Linked DNA regions of Homo sapiens: all the other regions are linked to region 1. The links are chromatin loops, found by intact Hi-C in ENCODE. Cell type or tissue: heart left ventricle. All regions are shown on one strand. Links, peaks and the distances in the headings refer to the core of each region. The heading gives the core; the rest is flanking DNA.

Evidence for each region. Peaks named below come from ENCODE experiments on the same cell type or tissue, not always from the same donor. Only the 100,000 strongest peaks of a DNase experiment are listed, where the experiment ranks them.
Region 2: it touches region 1 in a loop (9-fold over the local background); 91 of 110 quality-filtered maps call a loop at or near these places.
Region 3: it touches region 1 in a loop (3-fold over the local background); 42 of 110 quality-filtered maps call a loop at or near these places.

Annotation. Positions count from the first base shown.
Region 1 is chr12:117,116,741-117,122,858 of GRCh38, forward strand. All of the region lies in intron 2 of TESC-AS1 (TESC antisense RNA 1), which reads left to right. LOC105370010 (a long non-coding RNA gene) reads right to left here and starts at 4,297. Exons shown (of 4, transcript XR_945398.3): 1 at 4,110-4,297. RefSeq lists an enhancer at 1,753-2,347. In heart left ventricle, for the core only: CTCF peaks have their summits at 3,172 (motif pointing left) and 3,375; no DNase peak of the experiment used is centred there; H3K27ac peaks cover 1,954 bases.
Region 2 is chr12:117,023,132-117,029,249 of GRCh38, forward strand. It overlaps FBXW8 (F-box and WD repeat domain containing 8), which reads left to right. Exons shown (of 11, transcript NM_153348.3): 9 at 1,016-1,189; 10 at 4,263-4,373; 11 at 4,897-6,118. The coding sequence ends at 5,041. Among named protein-coding and RNA genes, the nearest start is that of TESC, 73 kb to the right of the region's middle. RefSeq lists enhancers at 994-2,193, 1,513-2,048, 2,049-2,584. In heart left ventricle, for the core only: CTCF peaks have their summits at 2,576 (motif pointing right) and 2,781; a DNase peak (open chromatin) is centred at 2,560; H3K27ac peaks cover 854 bases.
Region 3 is chr12:116,700,785-116,706,902 of GRCh38, forward strand. No RefSeq gene overlaps it. Among named protein-coding and RNA genes, the nearest start is that of SPRING1, 34 kb to the right of the region's middle. In heart left ventricle, for the core only: a CTCF peak has its summit at 2,599 (motif pointing right); a DNase peak (open chromatin) is centred at 2,627.

The sequences.
Region 1 (6,118 bases), core at 468-5,467:
GAATAGCTGGGACAACAGGCCCGCACCACATTGCCCAGTTGTTTTTTTTTCATGTTTTATAGAGATGGGGTCTAGCCTTATTGCCCAGGCTGGTCTCGAACTCCAGGCCTCAAGCAATCCTCCTGCCTTGGCCTCCCAAAACATTGGGATTACAGGCATGAGCAACCGGGCCTGGCCTAAACGCGTATTTTTTATTGACTTTATATGACATTTATTTTTCCAGTTTTATTGATTTATAATTGACAAAAATTGCATATATTTAGGGTGTATATTGTGATATTTAAATATATGTCTATAAGTGAAATGATTATAATAGATAATTATTTCTATGATAATTAACATATCCATTAATATATCCATTTCAAGATAATTCACGTATCTATCCCCTTATATGCTATTTGTGTGTGTGGTAAGAACACTTGAGATCTAGTCTCTTAGCATATTTCAGGTGTACATTATTACTAATTACAGTCACTAATACAGGCCTCAGCCACTATTCTTAGTCTCAAGAACACACCTCCGCCATGCTACTGTGATCACTAGGTCTCTAGCACTTATTCATATTATGCTGAAGGTTTGTATCCTTTGACCAATATCTCTCCTCTCCCCCTGCCCCAGCCCCTGGTAACCAACATTCTACTGTCTGCTTCTATGAGTTGGACTTGCTTAGATTCCACACATAAGTGAGGTAATGCAGTGTTTGTGTTTCTATGTCTGCCTGATTTCAGTTAGAAAAATATCCTCCAGGTTCAGCCACAGTTTTGAAAATGGCAGGATCTCCCTCTTTTTTTTTTTTTTTTTTTTTTTTTGGAGACAGAGTCTCGCTCTGCCCCCCAGGCTGCAGTGGCACAATCTCGGCTCACTGCCACCTCCGCCTCCCAGGTTCAAGCAATTCTCCTGCCTCAGCCTTCCGAGTAGCTGGGACTACAGGCATGCGCCACTATGCCCAGCTAATTTTTGTATTTTTAGTAGAGATGGGGTTTTGCCATGTTGGCCAGGCTGGTCTCAAACTCCTGACCACAGGTGATCCACCTGCCTCAGCCTCCCAAAGTGCTGGGATTACAGGCATGACCACTGTACCTGGCCAAGGATCTCCCTCTTTTTGAAGGCTGAATAATATTCCTATGTGTGCGTTTCACATTTTCTTTATCCATTCATCTGTCGATGGACACTTAGGTTGTTTATCTTGGCTACTATGAATGATGTTGCAATCAACATGGAAGTGTAGCTATCCATTCAAGAAACTGATTTCATTTCCTTTGGGTAGATGCCCAGAAGTGGAATTGCTGGATCCTATGATAGTTCTATTTTTAATTTTTTGAGGAACCTCCACACTGTTTTCCACAATGGCTATACAAATTTGAAACAGCGTTTTAAGTTACCCATTTAAACTGTTACCCTTTCCTTCTTCCCTCACCCCCCACCCCACATCTCTCTAATATCTCCACTAAAAGCTCACAGCTCCTGGTAGGGACCACGATTTAACCTTGGCTTGACTTAATCTTTGCCCTCTATCCCCATAATTTATTTCCAGTCCAGAAAAAAGCCAGTGGTCACCTGTTGGGATTTTGGGCAAGTTCTGGGTTGAAATTCTCCTTCTTGTAGATTACAAGAGTTCTAGGCCAGGCGCGGTGGCTCACGCCTGTAATTCCAGCACTTTGGGAGGCCGAGGCACATGGATCACCTGAGGTCAGGAGTTTGAGACTAGCCTGGCCAACATGGTGAAACCCAGTCTCTGCTAAAAATACAATTAGCTGGATGTGGTGGCACATGCCTGTAATCCCAGCTACTCAGTAGGCTGAGGCAGGGGAATCACTTGAACCCAGGAGGAGGAGGTTGCAATGAGCCGAGATCGCACCACTGCACTCCAGCCTGGGCGTCAAGAGTGAAACTTCATCTAAAAAAAAAAAACAAAGAGTTCTAGAGTTCTAAAACTGTGATGTGCATAACATTCCCCTGGAGCCTCTGGTGTCGCAGGAAGGGTTGGGGACTCTGGGGTCAGTACCTGTTAGAAACCCCCAGGTGATGGTGAGGTTGGGGTGAGCAGGATGGCAAAATACTCTGCCCCCCACTGCTGGGAAAGGGATCTAAATCCAAGGGCCGCTCAGGGACTTCGCAGCCCCTCCCCTGTGGGCCTCTGCTCTTTGTCCCCATCCTATTGTTAAGGCCAGATGGCCACCCTTCAGCAAATAGTGGGAGGTGGAAGTGGCAGATTAGAGACCTCTAGACTCCAGCTAAAGCCTGCTCGTTGGGGGTCACCCATCCCTGTCCCACGCCTGCCTCAGCGTCCAGGCTGAGTGCCGCCCTCTCTGGAGGAACCAGGGTGGGCCACCTCAGTGAACCGGGGTGAACCGGCAGCTGTGGCTGAGCCAGGAGAAAACTCACACTCCCTCCAAGCTGCTGCTGCTGCTGGCTGGAAGCAAGGCTGGGATGCTCTGATGTCACCAGAAAGCGCCTCCTGTCAGGCCTCAGCCACTATTCTTAGTCTCAAGAACACACCTCCGCCTGTTAGAAGTCTCTCGACTTCAACAAGCTCTTTATAAATAACTTAGAAACTGGTAGTGTGCAGGGCTGCTGGCTAAGAACTTCTTTCTTTTATGCAAGATGTTCCAAGGGCCTCAGTGGTAGGCACACCTCGCTCCCGGGGAGCCCTGTAAATGTTATGATCTCAGGAACGGACGCTTCCATCCATGGGTGCTGCTGGCCCAGCTGTGCGCTAAGTGCCAAGCAGTTTCACAGGCAGTTCCAGAGCAGCTGGACGACCTGGATTCAAATCCTGGCTCTGCCACTTCCTGTGTGAGCTTGGGAAAGTCGCTTTGCTTCTCCTTGCCTCTTTGACTGCATCTACAAAACCAGGGCAATGAGAGTTGCGACAGCCCTGGGCTGTAGCAAAGAAGAAAAGAACTGAAACACACCAAGTGCTTAGAACAGCACAAGCCAGCAGCCGCCTGGGTGTCTGCCACTATCTTACTGTTGCTACTGATGTCCTTAGGAAGCACTTGTCCAGGAGAGACCTTTATCTCCATTTTATCCACAGGAAACAGAGACTCCTGCCCTCAGGTTAAATGACTGGCCTCATTCACCCGCCCTGTTGGTAGCCAAAGCAGGACTTGAACCCTAGTCTATTCCACTGGGAATCTCACGGTAAATTATAAAACTCTGCTGCCCCCTAGAGCATGAGGAGGGATCAGGCACAATCAAGACTAGCGGGGCTTCTCACCTGTGGGAACCTGTGACCAGCAGGAAAATCACTCCCTGGACACTGCTGGGGGAGCCACCCTCCTCCACCATCCTCCTCCAACATCTTGAGACCTTGGGCAGCTCAGTGCCCCCTCACTGAGCCTCAGTTTCTTCATCAATAAAATGGGTTTATAGTAACAGCATCTACCCTGTAGAGTAGTATGACAATTAAAGGACATGAGCTTTTAGGCCAGCCGCAGTGGCTCACACCTGTAATCCCAGCACTTTGGGAGGCAGACACAAGTGGATCACTTGAGGCCAGGAGTTCGAGACCAGCCTAGGCAACATAGAGACCCTGTCTCTACTAAAAATACAAAATGTAGCTGGGTGTGGTACCCTGTGCTTGTAATCCCAGCTATTCGGGAGGCTGGGGCATGAGAATAGCTGAACCCGAGAGGCAGGGGCTGCAGTGAGCTGAGATCGCACCACTGCACTCCAGCCTGGGCGACACAGCGAGACTCTGTCTCAAAAAAAAAAAAAAAAAAAAAAAAGGACGTGAGCTTTTATAAAGGCACCCTCTCCCATTTTTTTCTCTGGCCACATTGGGGTGAGTCCCATCAGCTTCCTGGATAAGGCAGGCCCCCTCCAAGACCAGCTGACCTCTCCAAGATGTGCCAGGGCTGCGGTCGCTCACGTCTCCCTCCAGGTCACCTTGGGGACTTCTCAAAACTTCATCTTTGGCACAGATTCCCTGGTGACTTGAGCTGGTTGTTTATGTGCATAAATGTCCCCTTACCCCACTGATGGACGTTGAGGTTCTTCTGATGTCCTCCCCGAGCAGGTGTTCCAGCAGGGTAACTGCTGAACCTGATGTTTCTTCTCCTCCCCCTCACCACCCACCCACCCCTAGTCATTGTGGAGCCACTCACTTGGCATGGAGAAGCACCATCTGGTGGCTTTTTCCAGGCGTTTTCCATATTTGCTATGGGACACCACGCTTGGTTGAATTCACAGGAGGGCCAATGCCTCTGGGGGCCTGGAGTGACGTGCTGGTTCCAGGAGGGAGTCAGGAATAGGAGATCTCCATTTCTCGTGTTAACACTTCCTTGCCAGGCCCCTACCAGACAATGTAAGAGGAGGAGCTCCAATGTGATGCAATCGACAGAGGGGTGCATCCTGCTCAGAAGGCAGGGGAGGCTGGGCGCGGTGGCTCACGCCTATAATCCCGGCACTTTGGGAGACCAAGGCAGGTGGATCACTTGAGGTCAGGAGTTCGAGACCAGCCTGGCTAACATGGTGAAACCCCGTCTCTACTAAAAATATAAAAACTTGCCAGGCATGGTGGTGGGCACTTGTAATCCCAGCTACTCGAAAGGCTGAGACAGGAGAATGGCTTGAACCCGGGAGGCGGAGTTTGCAGTGAGCCAAGATCGCGCCACTGCACTCCAGCCTGGGGGACAGACCAAGACTCCATCTCAAAAAGTGGGGGGGAAGGCAGGGGAAAGCAAACAGTATGCCTGGGCTAGTAATTTATTCATCAGACTAGAATGAATTCCCTTCACCTCACTTTTCCCCCCTCTCCTGTTGGTGCATCCTACAAAGGCCAGTTTTTAAGTTCTCCTTTTTGGAAATCTCCCACTGTCCTCAACTCAGCAGCCTTTTCCTTCTCTGAAATGCTACAAGAGTAAGAGTAACAGGAAGCCGGGGGCTGCAGGATCTGCGGGTGCTATGGAACAATGTATCTATGGGTCATGTCCTTTGCGGAGGTGGTGGGGGAAGAAGTCAGGAGAGAAGGAAGCAGTAAAGGCAGATGGCACATTCACTGGTAAGGCTAAGAGGAAAAGGGAGGCCTGAGATTCACAATAGGGAAGAATTAGGATTTCTGTCATCAGACCCAGGGAATCTGGACTTTGAGAGTACTGCCCCACATGGAGGGAGAAAGGGCCTTGATATCTGCCATCAGCACAGTGACTATAATTAGGGCTCAGCTGAGGTCCTTGAAAAAAATCCATTCTTCCTTCCTGGCCAAGTAGCAATTTGCAGCGTTGTGTACTTGGTGGGCACCGCCAAGTTTCTCAGGATGGCACAGTGTATTCCTTAGTCAGAATCTTTAACCCCAGAAGGTTTAGCATTAAGTACAGAAAGGATGAAGTAATGCAAAGTCATAGCTTCCTTTTTTTTTTTTTTTTGGTCCTGTATTATATTGAAAAGTAATCTACGTATATTGGTATACTTTTCTATTTTAAGGGTTTGAAATGTTTAAGAGAATTTGGCATCGTCTAACAGAAAGGCCTTGTGATTCCAATTTCAAATGAATTGAGTAATCAGTTATGGCCAGATATTTTTGTAAATTGTGGTAAAATATACATAACATAAAACTGACCATCTTAACCATTTTCAAGTGTGCAGTTCGGTGGTAGTAAGTATATTCACATTGTTGTGTCAGCCAGATTTTAAGCTGGAAGTTATATGAGAACTTAATATTAAGTTTGTAAACAGAACACTACTCTTTAAGAGAACTTAAAATTTGCATATTTAAAGTTCAATTTATTAGATGTATAAAAATTCATAATGAAGTACTTAGGAAGGTTCTGAAAAGTGCTTAAGAAGAAATCAAATATATTAAATTCATTAGTATACTTAAAGTATTTAAGGGAATTTATTGAAGTGGCTTTAAAAAACCCTTTAAAAGGCTGGGCACGGTGGCTCATGCCTGGAATCCCAGCACTTTGGGAGGCCAAGGCGGGCGGATCACGAGGTCAGGAGATCGAGACCATCCTGGCTAACACGGTGAAACCCCGTCTCTACTAAAAATACAAAAAATTAGCCAGGTGTGGTGGCGGGCACCTGTAGTCCCAGCTACTCGGGAGGCTGAGGCAGGAGAATGGTGTGAACCCAGGAGGCGGAGCTTGCAGTGAGCCAAGATCACGCCACTGCA
Region 2 (6,118 bases), core at 668-5,667, 93 kb before region 1:
TAATTTTCCCTCAGAACTTGGAAAATTGACGTGTGTGCGCATGCTTGCATAACTAGAGTCAGGGCACGGGACATGTTTCAGAGAATCCTGTCGCTCCACAGCTTTTGGGTCAGACGTGCGTTTTTAATCTTACATCCTTGTGCTTGTCCTGTTCCTTGCTAGATGCTGGGGTCTTTCTTTTCAGGGCAGGGACTGTCTTTTCCTTTTCGACTTGCATCACAGGGTCTCTTAAGCTCATCTTTACATTTATTAAATGTAATGAATTTGATTTACTTTTAGCCTTTGGCTTATTGTAGAAACCAAGTAGGGTGGTGTTTGTAGTGGATACGAGATTTCTGTCCCATTATCTAATTTATCCTCGTGAAAAATTCCACATACATAAAAAGTAGTTTTTAAAGAGGTTCTTAAAGAAATGGGGATTATTATAAGGCAAGTAATTATTTCAATAAGTGACTGCCCAGGGTACACACACCCTTATCCCCGCTCTGCTGTGCTTATCAAGGATAAAGGCTTTCCCTTTCTCAGTTCCAGCAAGACAGCAATGAACTTACAAAGTCAAGTGAAATACCCAAAAAGTGTTCTTTTCCTAACCGGGTCCTCACCCGGTTAGGATCTGGGGTGTCTGGCTTTGTAGCTCTTGCCTTTAACAGGTTATTTTACCAACAGCAAAATTACTGTGCTGGGCAGTACACCTACTGCTGGGACAGGCGTCTCAGGCCAACCTGCGCATGCAGTCATGCAGGTGGCTTTTCCCTGTTAAGCAGGTAAAGTGGGCAGCCACTGTCCTTGGCCTGCGTCTTTCTTGCTCCATGTGCTTTTAAACCATTCAGATGAGACCGTGTGGGTCCTCCCTGACAGTCTGTGCTTGATGTCCTTATTATCGATGTTTGTTTGCAGCTGAGGAGTTTTTCATAGCAGTGTTGTGCATAGACCAGCACCGTGGAGGGGGAGTTTGTCATTTGAAGCTTTGACTCTAACCCCATTTCCCTTCTCTGCTCTTCCTGGGCCTGTCCAGGGTGAGGATCCACGACCTCCGCAGTGGTAACATCGCCCTGTCGCTCTCCGCCCATCAGCTCAGGGTCTCTGCTGTGCAGATGGATGACTGGAAGATCGTCAGTGGAGGCGAGGAAGGCCTGGTGTCCGTGTGGGATTATCGGATGAACCAGAAGCTGTGGGAGGTGTATTCCGGGTAAGGTGCATTCTAGACACTCTTGGGAGTTCCTAGTAGGAACAGGGAAGGCAGCACTAATCAGCCTGCACCAGGCACGGTGCTAAATGCCCCCTACCCCCCGGCTTCGCCAGGTGAATCCTTACTGTGACCCTAGGAGCCAGCTGCTGTCCCAGCACCGCTCTGCAGAGGAGGAAACAGGCTTGGAAATGGCGCTGGTCAGTGGGGATGCAGTTCCTGTCTCTGACATCATTCAGATCGCCACAATTCCTACATTAGCCAGGCCCAGCTTTCTCTAAGAATGAAACTACTTTTTTGCAAGTGCTATTCTGATTATTTTAGGATTTCTCCATCTTAATAAACAGAAAAGGGAACTCAAAAACATAGGAAGCTCGCTGGGCTAGACCAGGATGTGACACCCCACCTGCCCACAGGTGGAAGGCAGGGCTGGCCCAGCTGCTGTCCTCCACTCGAGTCCGTCATGTGTAACCATGGTTCTGCCCGTTGCTTAGACTTTCCTCATGCTGTTTACAGAGAAGAGCACTTAGGACTGAAGGGGTTCAGGCTCCAACGAAGGAGGAATTTGTCATTTCCACCTTTAACACCACTATTCAAAATATAAATAAATACTATCCTAAGCACAGGCTGATGGCGTCACAGAGGTAGGTAGGTTTACGCCAGTGGCACCTAACTGGTTAAGACATTTCCAGTGAGCCTGCTTCTGACCTTCAAAGCAGCAGCCCAGCCCAGGGCTGGCTCATCAGAGCTGACTTGAGCCCACCTGCCACCACCTCTACCTGGCCCTGCAGGCCTCGAACAGGAGACCCTGCGTTTGAGACAGGTGGGGAGAAAGGCAGCCGGCCCTCTCGCTTGCTGCCCTCAGCACCACTGTGAAGAGACATTCGGCCAGACACGTGGCTCACCTGTAATCCCAGCTACTCAGGAGACTGAGGAGCTCTCAAGGCCAGGGGTTTGAGGCTGCAGTGACTGTGTCACTGTACTCCAGCCTGGGTGACAGAATGAAACCCCATCTCTACAAAACCGAGATGATTCTGGGCCAGTGGCCTCTGAGCATGACAACATAGAAGAGCAGAAACAGGGCAAGGCCCTCCCACAGGAACTAAGATTTGTTCCCCACTTACCGCAAATCAAGGTAAACCGACCTCTGAGAACACAACCTCTGAGCAGCGACATGGTCTTTATGGAAGTGCAAGGTCAGCAATTTGACAGGTGTCTCCAAGAGGCGGCAGGGTTACATGCAGAATGGGCTTCTTCCTTGGAGGGCAGTGTTGGCAAACACTGTGGCCGGCACATTTTATCAGACAGAGCCCTGGGTACTGCCTGGCCCGCCCCCTCGCTGTGGCTGTGCCTGTTGAGGGCGCCTCGGCCCTTTTTCTGAATGGTGATGCACTGAATTGCCACCAGGTGGTGCCAAACGGCAACTAAAACTCCCGCACTGAAATTCCCGGAAGCATTGCCTTTGAGGAAAACCCTGGATCAGCCATCCAGGTCCTCAGGGATGGCTGCCAGCCCCCAACTCCAGTAGATCTCATTTTTCTCTCAGCAAAGCTTCACTCCCTGGGACAGGCCACTGAGATGAAGCCTAGCTAAGGAAGGCCTTCCCCAGAGGTGTGGCCCTGTCCCAGCACTGCCTCTGTCCCTGTGCGGTCCAGGCTTGTCCCCCACGTGGTCACTGTTTTCACCAGCACAAGGCTGACAGACACATGGTCTCCTGCCCAGAACTCACTGACTTGCTCAAGGCCTCACCTGCAGTGCCTGCTGCCAGGCCCCAGTCTGGCTGTTGTTTGGTCACTGTCATGTACCTCCCGCTGTCCGCTTCAGTCTCTTCAGCCCAGGTCCTCGCCTGCCTGACAGGGTGCCGTCAGTCCTCCAGGCTGCAGGCCTCCACCAAGCCTGCCCTCCCTCCCCGGGTCTTTCTCATCCTCCAGGTCCCATGCCAGGTCCACCAACACTTTCCTTCAGTCCTCCAGGCTGCAGGCCTCCACCAAGCCTGCCCTCCCTCCCCGGGTCTTTCTCATCCTCCAGGTCCCATGCCAGGTCCACCAACACTTTCCTTCAGTCCTCCAGGCTGCAGGCCTCCACCAAGCCTGCCCTCCCTTCCCGGGTCTTTCTCATCCTCCAGGTCCCATGCCAGGTCCACCAACACTTTCCTTCTGTGGGTGTCCCAACCCCAGGGAGGCAGGGACTGCTTCCCAGCTTCCCTCACTTCCAAGAATCCTTTGCTTTAGTCAAGGAGAGCAGCCCTGGCCCAGCCCACACAGGCCTCGTCCCCTCCTGTGCACCCCTCCCAGCCCACAGCACCTCCTGCTCCTCCCAGCACTTAACTCTGGGTCACACATTCTTTGTAGCTTGTAACATCGCTCGTGCTACAGAAACAATGGTCATGTTTTCTGGGACTGCATCTTACCTTCTTCACTAGCTAGGGCTCTCCCTGGGCCAGGCATCCACCTGGATGAGACATCTTTTTAATCCAGTGTCTCCTAGCTCAGTGCCGTGACCACAGCCGGTACTGCATGAAAGTTTCAGAATGAACGCAAACCTCTGTTCAAGAGACTTGGAACCATTTTGTTCCAAGATTTTCCGAACGTGCTTTCACCACCCAGGGTACGTGTGTCATTGCAGCCCTATGAGCAGGATGTGGGGGGCACCTTCATGGATCAACAGTGAACGTGCCCCCAGTGCTCCATAGATGATGGAGAGCCTGGCTGGGAAAGCTCAAGGGACTTGCCCAGGGAGGCAGCGATGGGCCAGTCTCTGTTGCATGTGGCTGATTCGTCTGCAGTAGGGTGTGCCCTTTATGTCTGGAATGTACCAGGTTGTGGGGGCAGATGCCAGCATGCGTACGGGGCATGCAGACCTGTTTACAAAGTCATGCCCAAAGCGTGGCCTGCTCACCTGAGCTTCGGGAACTGAGGTGAGACACTGCTTCCATGGGGGCCCTGTTCCCTCTGTGAAAGAGAAGCTTAGCTTTATGGGTTCTAGAATCCCCTGCAGCTCTGAACTCCCAGGCCTGCGGCAGCAAGTGCAGGCCCAGTGGACGCCCCCTTACGAGCTCTCTCCCACTGCCTTCCAGGCACCCGGTGCAGCACATCTCATTCAGCAGCCACAGCCTCATCACGGCCAACGTGCCTTACCAGACGGTAATGCGAAACGCCGACCTGGACAGCTTCACTACTCACAGGAGGTTAGTGGTGGGGCCGGGCGAGTAAGAGACCATCTTAGTTTGACTGATGTATAGAACCCCACCCCCCCCGCCGTGACACATTGCACCCTATGGGCTATACCCTCAGGCAGGGCCCTGCCTTTCTGCGAATTGGAAACATAAACGTGGATGCTGACCTGTACTGAGCACCCAGCATCTGATGCAGGACAGCCCCGTGGGGCGAGTCCACGCTGTCGGCTGTACAGAGAGGGAGGGCAAGCCGTATGCTGAGGGGCCTGCTGTGGTTAGAATCCTGTCAGGGGCAAGGCCCGCCCTCTTGAGTCCTTGCCCTGTGACACTCACTGCGCCCATCGGACTTGTGCACCCCCACGTTGACCGCTAAGCCGGGGACTGTGAGTATCTGACGCTGTGTGCCCAGAGAACGCGTTTGTGAAGCTGAACCTCTATCTGGTCTCAGGCGAACGCCTCCTGCACAGACAGAAGCGGCTGGGGTGAGGGCCAGCGAGGCAGCCCTGACCTGTCACCATCTTTGTGCTCTTTCTAGACACCGGGGGCTGATCCGCGCCTATGAGTTTGCGGTGGACCAGCTGGCCTTCCAGAGCCCTCTCCCTGTCTGCCGTTCATCCTGTGACGCCATGGCCACTCACTACTACGACCTCGCACTGGCCTTTCCCTATAACCATGTTTAGGGATGTGCCTCAGTTGGGAGCAAGGAGAAAAATGGGAAGAACCAGTTTTATCCATCTTAAAACGCCAGGCACCTCTTCACAGGTGGTAAACATTTAGGGGAAGAAAGCAGCCCAGGGTGCCATGCCTGACAGCACGCATCTCCCTGACCCCTGCACTTCCCCCAGCGCCTGGGGCAAGCTGGCGTGTGCCAGGGCTCGAGTCCCACGTGCTGCCAACTCAAACATAGCCTCCTTCCCCACCCAGCTGGCCACCCTGGCCTCAGCTCCCTCAGGACGCCTCAGGGATCTCGCTGCGCGGTCCTATACGGTCCCTGCTTAGCCAGCTTCTGTGTGTCCGCCCTCCCAGCTCCAGCCCTGCAGGCCGTCTTTTCCGTCTCCAGCCCCTTACCTCTTTTCCTCCGAGGGCCTTTGGATGTGCTTGTTCCTGGCCTCCAAGGCAATAACCTCCATGTCCTTTTCCCTGTATTTACTTGGGGTGCTCTTCTGTGACACTTGCCACCACCACCTTCCAGTAGCAAGCTGGTAGAGCTGTACTTTTTCTTCACAGCTTTTACCATGGTTTATAATTATATACTTATACAGTTTAGTCATCAATGACTATTTTGCTTACTATTGTGTCTATGATATGTGATACAAAGCAAATATTTTCTAAATATTCATTGACTAAACAGCCATCAAGATGAAACAGGACAGGAGAGAACTGTTCAGTGTGATACAGAGCTGCCATTTCCAAAGTATTCTGGAAGCAAGCCATTGCCTTACTCTTGATTTTCAACAGTTCTAAACAGCAACAGCATCCACCTAATATACCTTCAGAATATCAAAGCGAAAACTGATAGAACTACAAAGAGAAATAAAATCCATTCTCACGGCAGGCAAATCAGTGAGAAAAATGTAAAGATCTGGAGGATTTACTTAGTATCGCTAACAAGCTGGATCCAGTAGATGCGTATGGAATTTCAAATACACATAGACGATGCACAAAAAACCACCCTGTACGAAGGCCACAAAGAACAGCTCAGATGCACAAAGATTCACACCATACAGGCCAAATTATAGAATCCCCCAACCCCAAGA
Region 3 (6,118 bases), core at 532-5,531, 420 kb before region 1:
GTATTTTTAGGAGAGACAGGGTTTTGTCATGTTGGCCAGGCTGGTCTCAAACGCCTGACCTCAAGTGATCTGCCTGCCTCGGCCTCCCAAAGTTACTGGGAATACAGGCGTGAGCCACCACACCCAGCCTACATATGTTATCTTTTTAATCCCCCCTAAAAACCTGTGGGGGAGGGTATTACGATGCATCTTGGCAATTTTACAAATAAAAATTCCCAGCTTCAGAAGGGTTTAGAATTGGTTTAAAATTATGCCACGTGTAAGGGGCAGAGTTGGATGGAAGCCCAGGTCTGTCTGCTCAAGCCCACTCAGCTCTCTGTGCTGGGTTCCATTCTCCCATGCCACACATACAAGTGTATTCTTAGTATGTTTCTTTCCTTTGCTTTTTTCGTTGAAGAGCTGGGGTCTCACTATGCTGCCCAGACTGGTCTCAAACTCCTGGGCTCAAGTGATCCTCCCACATCAGCCTCCCAAAGTGCTGGGATTACAGGCATGAGCCACCGCCCCTGGCCATCTTCGTATATTTCTTAGTATATTCAGAGTTGCACAGCCATTCTCACAATCAATTCTAGAATATTTTCATTACCTCCCTGAAAGAAATCCCATATCAATTAGCCATCACTCCCCATTTCCCCCAGTCCCTTCAGCCCCAAGCAACCACTAATCTACTTTCTGTCTCTACAGATGTGCCTATATTCCGATTTGCCATTTCTCGTTAAGTGGAATCATAGATGATGTGGCCTTTGTGACTAGCTTCTTGTTTAGGATTTAGCATCAGGCTGCCGAGTTTCATCCATGTTGTAGCATGGATCAGCACTTCCTTCCTTTTTGTGGCTGAGTAATATTCCACTGTTTGGGTAGACCACATTTTGTTTATGGTTGAATAATATTCCACTGCATGGGTAGACCACATTTTGTTTAAATATTCCTCTGCTGATGAACATCTGGGCTATTTCTACCTTGTGGCTACTGGAATAGTGCTGTTGTAAATATTTGTGTACACATTTTTCCGTACATTTTAGAAAATCACATTTTTGTGCCTTTTGTTAAAGACTGAAAGAAAAGTTATAAACACATGCTCTCATTGAACAGTGTTACAAATATTTATTGAAACGACTGAGGCATTTAGGGCAGGATAAAGCAGCTGGGTATGGTAAAAAGAAAAGTGAGTCAAAAGTCAAGGCCGGGCATGGTGGCTCACGCCTGTAATCCCAGCATTTTGGGAGGCCGAGGCGGGGGGATTGTTTAAGTCCAGGAGTTCGAGACCAGCCTGGCCAACATAGCGAAATCCTGTCTCTGCTAAAAATACAAATATTAGCTGGGCATGGTGGTTTGTGCCTGTAGTCCCAGCTACTTGGGGGGCTGAGGCAGGAGGATCACTTGAACCTTGGGAGGTTGAGGCTGCAGTGAGCCGTGATCGCACCACTGCACTCCAGCCTGGGTGAAGGAATGAGACCCTGTCTCAAAAAAAAAAAAACAAAAAAGTCAACATACAGAATGATTGATCTTTTTGATTCATTCACTAAATACTTATTAAAATATCTCCTGAGCATAAGATGGTATCCTGGGTACTGATGATTTCACTCCCTAGCTAGTCTATCATTCCATTATTATTATTATTATTATTATTATTATTATTATTATTATTATTTTCAGATGGAGATTCACTCTTTTCACCCAGGCTGGACTGCAGTGGCATAATCTCTGCTCACTGCAACCTCCACCTCCCAGGTTCAAGCGATTCTCCTGCCTCAACCTCCCGAGTAGCTGGGATTACATGTGCATGCCACCAGCCCTGGCTAATTTTTGTATTTTTAGTAGACATAAGGTTTCCCATGTTGGCCAGGCTGGTCTCCAACTCCTGACCCCAAGTGATCCGCCCGCCTTGGCCCCTCAAAGTGCTGGGATTACAGGTGTGAGCCACTGCACCTGGCCTATCATTCCTTGAAAAATACAAAGTTGCTGCTGTTCTAGAAAACAATCAAAGGTCAATCATTTGTCTTTTCAGGGCCTCCTCTTCTCATCAGCAGGCAGGGACAGTGCATCGACCCAGAGGCCTGGGAGAGGCAGGAATAATGATGCGCCAGAGAGAATTCTGGCTTCGGGAGAATCAGAGACTTAACAAATATAATGCTGACAATATGACCATTATGACACAAGAAACTATTTGTATCCATTGTCCTTTCCTCGCCTGAAATAACCTATTGCTTCCTACTCGGTGATGACATTTTTCAGGCACCAAGAGTTGCCCGTGGAACAAGAAGTACATAAACTTCCTTGCTTTGTAGAAAACAGATTCCGTTTTATAAGTGGTTTAGTATTTAGACACTACCTCCAAAGGTTGGGAAGGCCCTTACAAAGCAACAGGAGTCGGCCAGAATGAAAAGAATCAGCCGATGGCTGGGAGGCGGAGGCTTCAGTGAGCCGAGATCGCACCACTGCACTCCAGCCTGGGCGACAAAAGTGAGACTCCATCTCAAAAAAATAAAAATAAAAAAATAAAAATAAATAAAGGAATGATAGACTTGCCAATCTGCCTTGGAGAAGCAACAGACGGCTAAATCGTAGGGTTCCTGGCATTGCATTTGCCCACATTTGCCAGCAGATGGCGACGTGATCCTGCAATGTTGCATTAGTGCAACCCCGGGCAATGAAAGGTCAGGGACAGGGCACCTGAAGCTGGCTACTTGGAGACTTGGGAACCTCATCTATTGCTTTGCAGAGGTCCGAACACCACTAAACACATTTGGGAGGGAGGAACAGAGGAAGGTCGACCAATGACGTGTTTAAAACAGCTGCAAGGATCGGATGAAATTTGCAATTGGCTTGAGCTTGAACTCCAGATAATCTCCAGAATAAAGACATGGGGGTGGGAGTTAAAACAAAGAACTTGATGCAAATTAGGGTCAAACAATGATCCCCTTATGGCACATCCATTCCAAGGAATATCTTCAGTCATTAGAAAACCAAGTGGTGGTCTGAGCACGGTGGCTCATGCCTGTAATCCCAGGGCTTTGAGAGGCTGAGGCAGGCAGATCACTTGAGGCTGATTCAAAACCAGCCTGGCCAACATGGCAAAACCCCATCTTTACTAAAAACACAAAAATTAGCCGGGCATGGTGGCATGCACCTGTAATCCCAGCTACTCTGGAGGCTGAGGCAGGAGAATCTCTTGAACCTCAGAGGCAGAGGTTGCAGTGAGCTGAGACCACACCACTGCACTCCAGCCTGGGTGACCCAGTGAGACTCTGTCTCAAAAAAAGAAAAAAAGAAAAAAAAATTAGACAAATTGAACTTCATCAAAATTAAACTTCTATGCTTCCAAGAACGCCATCAAAAAAGTGAAAAAAACCAACCACAGAAAGGGAGGAAATATTTGCAAATCTGATCTAGAATATATAAAGAATTCTAACAACTCAAAAATGAAAAGACATAAAAGCTAATTTTAAAATGGGCAAAGGATTTAGATACATCTCTCTCCAGAGAAGATACACAAATGGCCAATAAGCACATGAAAAGATGTTCAACATCATCAGCCATCAGAGATGTGCAAGTCAAAACCATCCTGCGATAGACCCCACTTTACATCCACTAGGATGGCTATAATTTTAAAAAGCAGACAATGACAAGTGTTGGCAAGGATGTGATGAGAAATTGGAATCCTTGTACATTGTGGGTGGAAATGCAAAATGGTATAGCTGCTTTGGCAAACAGTCTAGTAGTTCCTCAAAAGGGGAAACACTGATCAAATTTGACCCAGCAATTCCACTCTTTCATATCCCAAGAAAACTAAAAACATAATTCATGTCCACGAAAAACTTGGACATGAATTTTAAAGCAGCATTATTGGCCAGGTGTAGTGGCTCACGCTTGTAATTCTAGCACTTTGGGAGGCCAAGGCGGGCAGATCACTTGAGGTCAGGAGTTCAAGACCAGCCTGGCCAACATGGCGAAACCCTGTCTTTACTAAAAAAAAAAAAAATACAAAAATTAGCCAGGCATGGTGGCACATGCCTGTAATCCCACTATTTGGGAGGCTGAGGCAGGAGATAACTTGAACCCGGGAGGCAGAGGTGGCAGTGAGCCAAGATCGCACCACTGCACTCCAGCCTGGGCAATAGAGCGAGACTGTCTCAAAAAAAAAAAAAAAAAGAAATAAAGAAAAGAACAGAAAAAAATCATTATTCATGAGAGCCAAAAGCGGAAACAATCCAGATGTCCATCAACAGATGAGTATTTTAACAAAATGTGGTATAGCCACACAATGGAATACTATTCGGTCATACAAAGGGATGGAGTACTGGTCCATGCTACAACATGATTGAACCTTGAAAACATCATTTTAAGTGAAGGAAGCCAGACACAAAAGACTCTACTAAAAAGACCCTGTCTCCACTAAAAATACAAAAATTAGCCGGGCATGGTGGCATGTGCCTGTAGTCCCAGCAACTCGGGAGGTTGAGGCAGGAGAATCACCCAAACCCGGGAGGTGGAGGTTGCAGTGAGCTGAGATTGTGCCACTGCACTCCAGCCTGGCTGACAAGAGCGGAACTCCATCTCAATCAATCAATCAATCAATCAATCAATAAAATTGATAGTGGTAATGGATGCACAACTCTGTGAATAAAGTCATTGACTTGTATACTTCAAATGGGTGAATTGTAAGTAAATTATATCTCAATAAAGCTGTTACCAAAAAATCAAATGCTAGACTATTTAACATGGAAAACCATTCCCATTACATTGTTAGGTGAAGAAAGGGAGAGAGAGAGAATGGGGCCCCAGGGCTGCTGGGTTCCATAGCTCCCTGTGAATGATGGCCCTTGGAGATGCAGAATGAAATGTGGGATTTCACCCCTCTCCATGATCCATGCATGCGTGGTGGAAATTGACTCTGGCTGCCCAACTCCGCAGTGGCGTGCAACTCACTTTCTCTCCAACTCATCCTTCAAAGCCCTTTAAGGGATATTTGGTTACAACATGGTAAAATATAATGAGATTCCAATTTTTGTTTCTATTAAATATATTAATATATAAGCGCATGTGTGCATGAAAATAGATACACATCAAAGGATAACAGTGGTTGTCTACAGGTAGAAAGGTTATGGAGCTTTTATTTTCTCCTTCATATTTGTATTGCTCTAATTTTCTGTAATGCAGTGTATTAATTTGCAATTAGAAAAATATATATATGTATTTTAAAATGTGTCTATAACCCCAACACTTTGGGAGGCCAAGGTGGGCAGATTGCTAGAGTCTAGGAGTTCAAGACCACTTTGAGCAACATGGCAAAACCCCGTCTCTACAAAAATACAAAAAATTAGCCGGGCATGGTGGTGTGCACTTGTAGTCCCAGATACTCCGGAGGCTGAGGTGGGAGGATCACTTGAGCCTGGGAGGTTGAGGCTGCAGTGAACCGTGATCACACCAGTGTACTCCAGCCTGAGTGACAGAGCAAGACCCTGTCTCAAAAAAAAAAAAAATTAAAAGATAAAAATAAAAACATATTGTTTTATTCTGTAAGTCTTCTCTGCCTGCCTCACTCACATAGTAACACTCCTTTTATCCTCACATTTATAACCCTGTTTAACAGGTAGTGGCATAATTGCTTATCTTCTCCAACAGACATCTGAAGACAGATATCATTCCTAATTTATCATTCCATCCAAAACCCAGAAATGCCTGCCTTTGATATGCCTGGTGAACATAGTACGCATTACCAAATACTAAGCAGTATCTTCTGTGTGAAGCCTACATTAAAATTTTATTCAAGACTTTGTACCCTTTGAGGAGACAGTAATACAGTCCCTTCAATGCTTTATATTATCATGAAGGATTATTTCCCTTTTTGCCCTTGCTGCCAGGAAGCTTACTTGCATCAACTGTGTTGCTGGCTTACAGTTGCACATCTGATTCTAACTTTCTTCCTTGAGTCTAATGTGTGGCATTTCCTCAACTTCTTTTTGAAAATAAACCAGCTACACTCAGTGTAGCTCTATGCATGAGGTAGGAATAAATAAATAAATAGTGGCTACTCTGTTGAGGATAAAATATTTTCTTTGGAAATCCAAAGTGGTATTTTATCCTAAGAGGGATGGTAGCATCAACATCTAAGGGT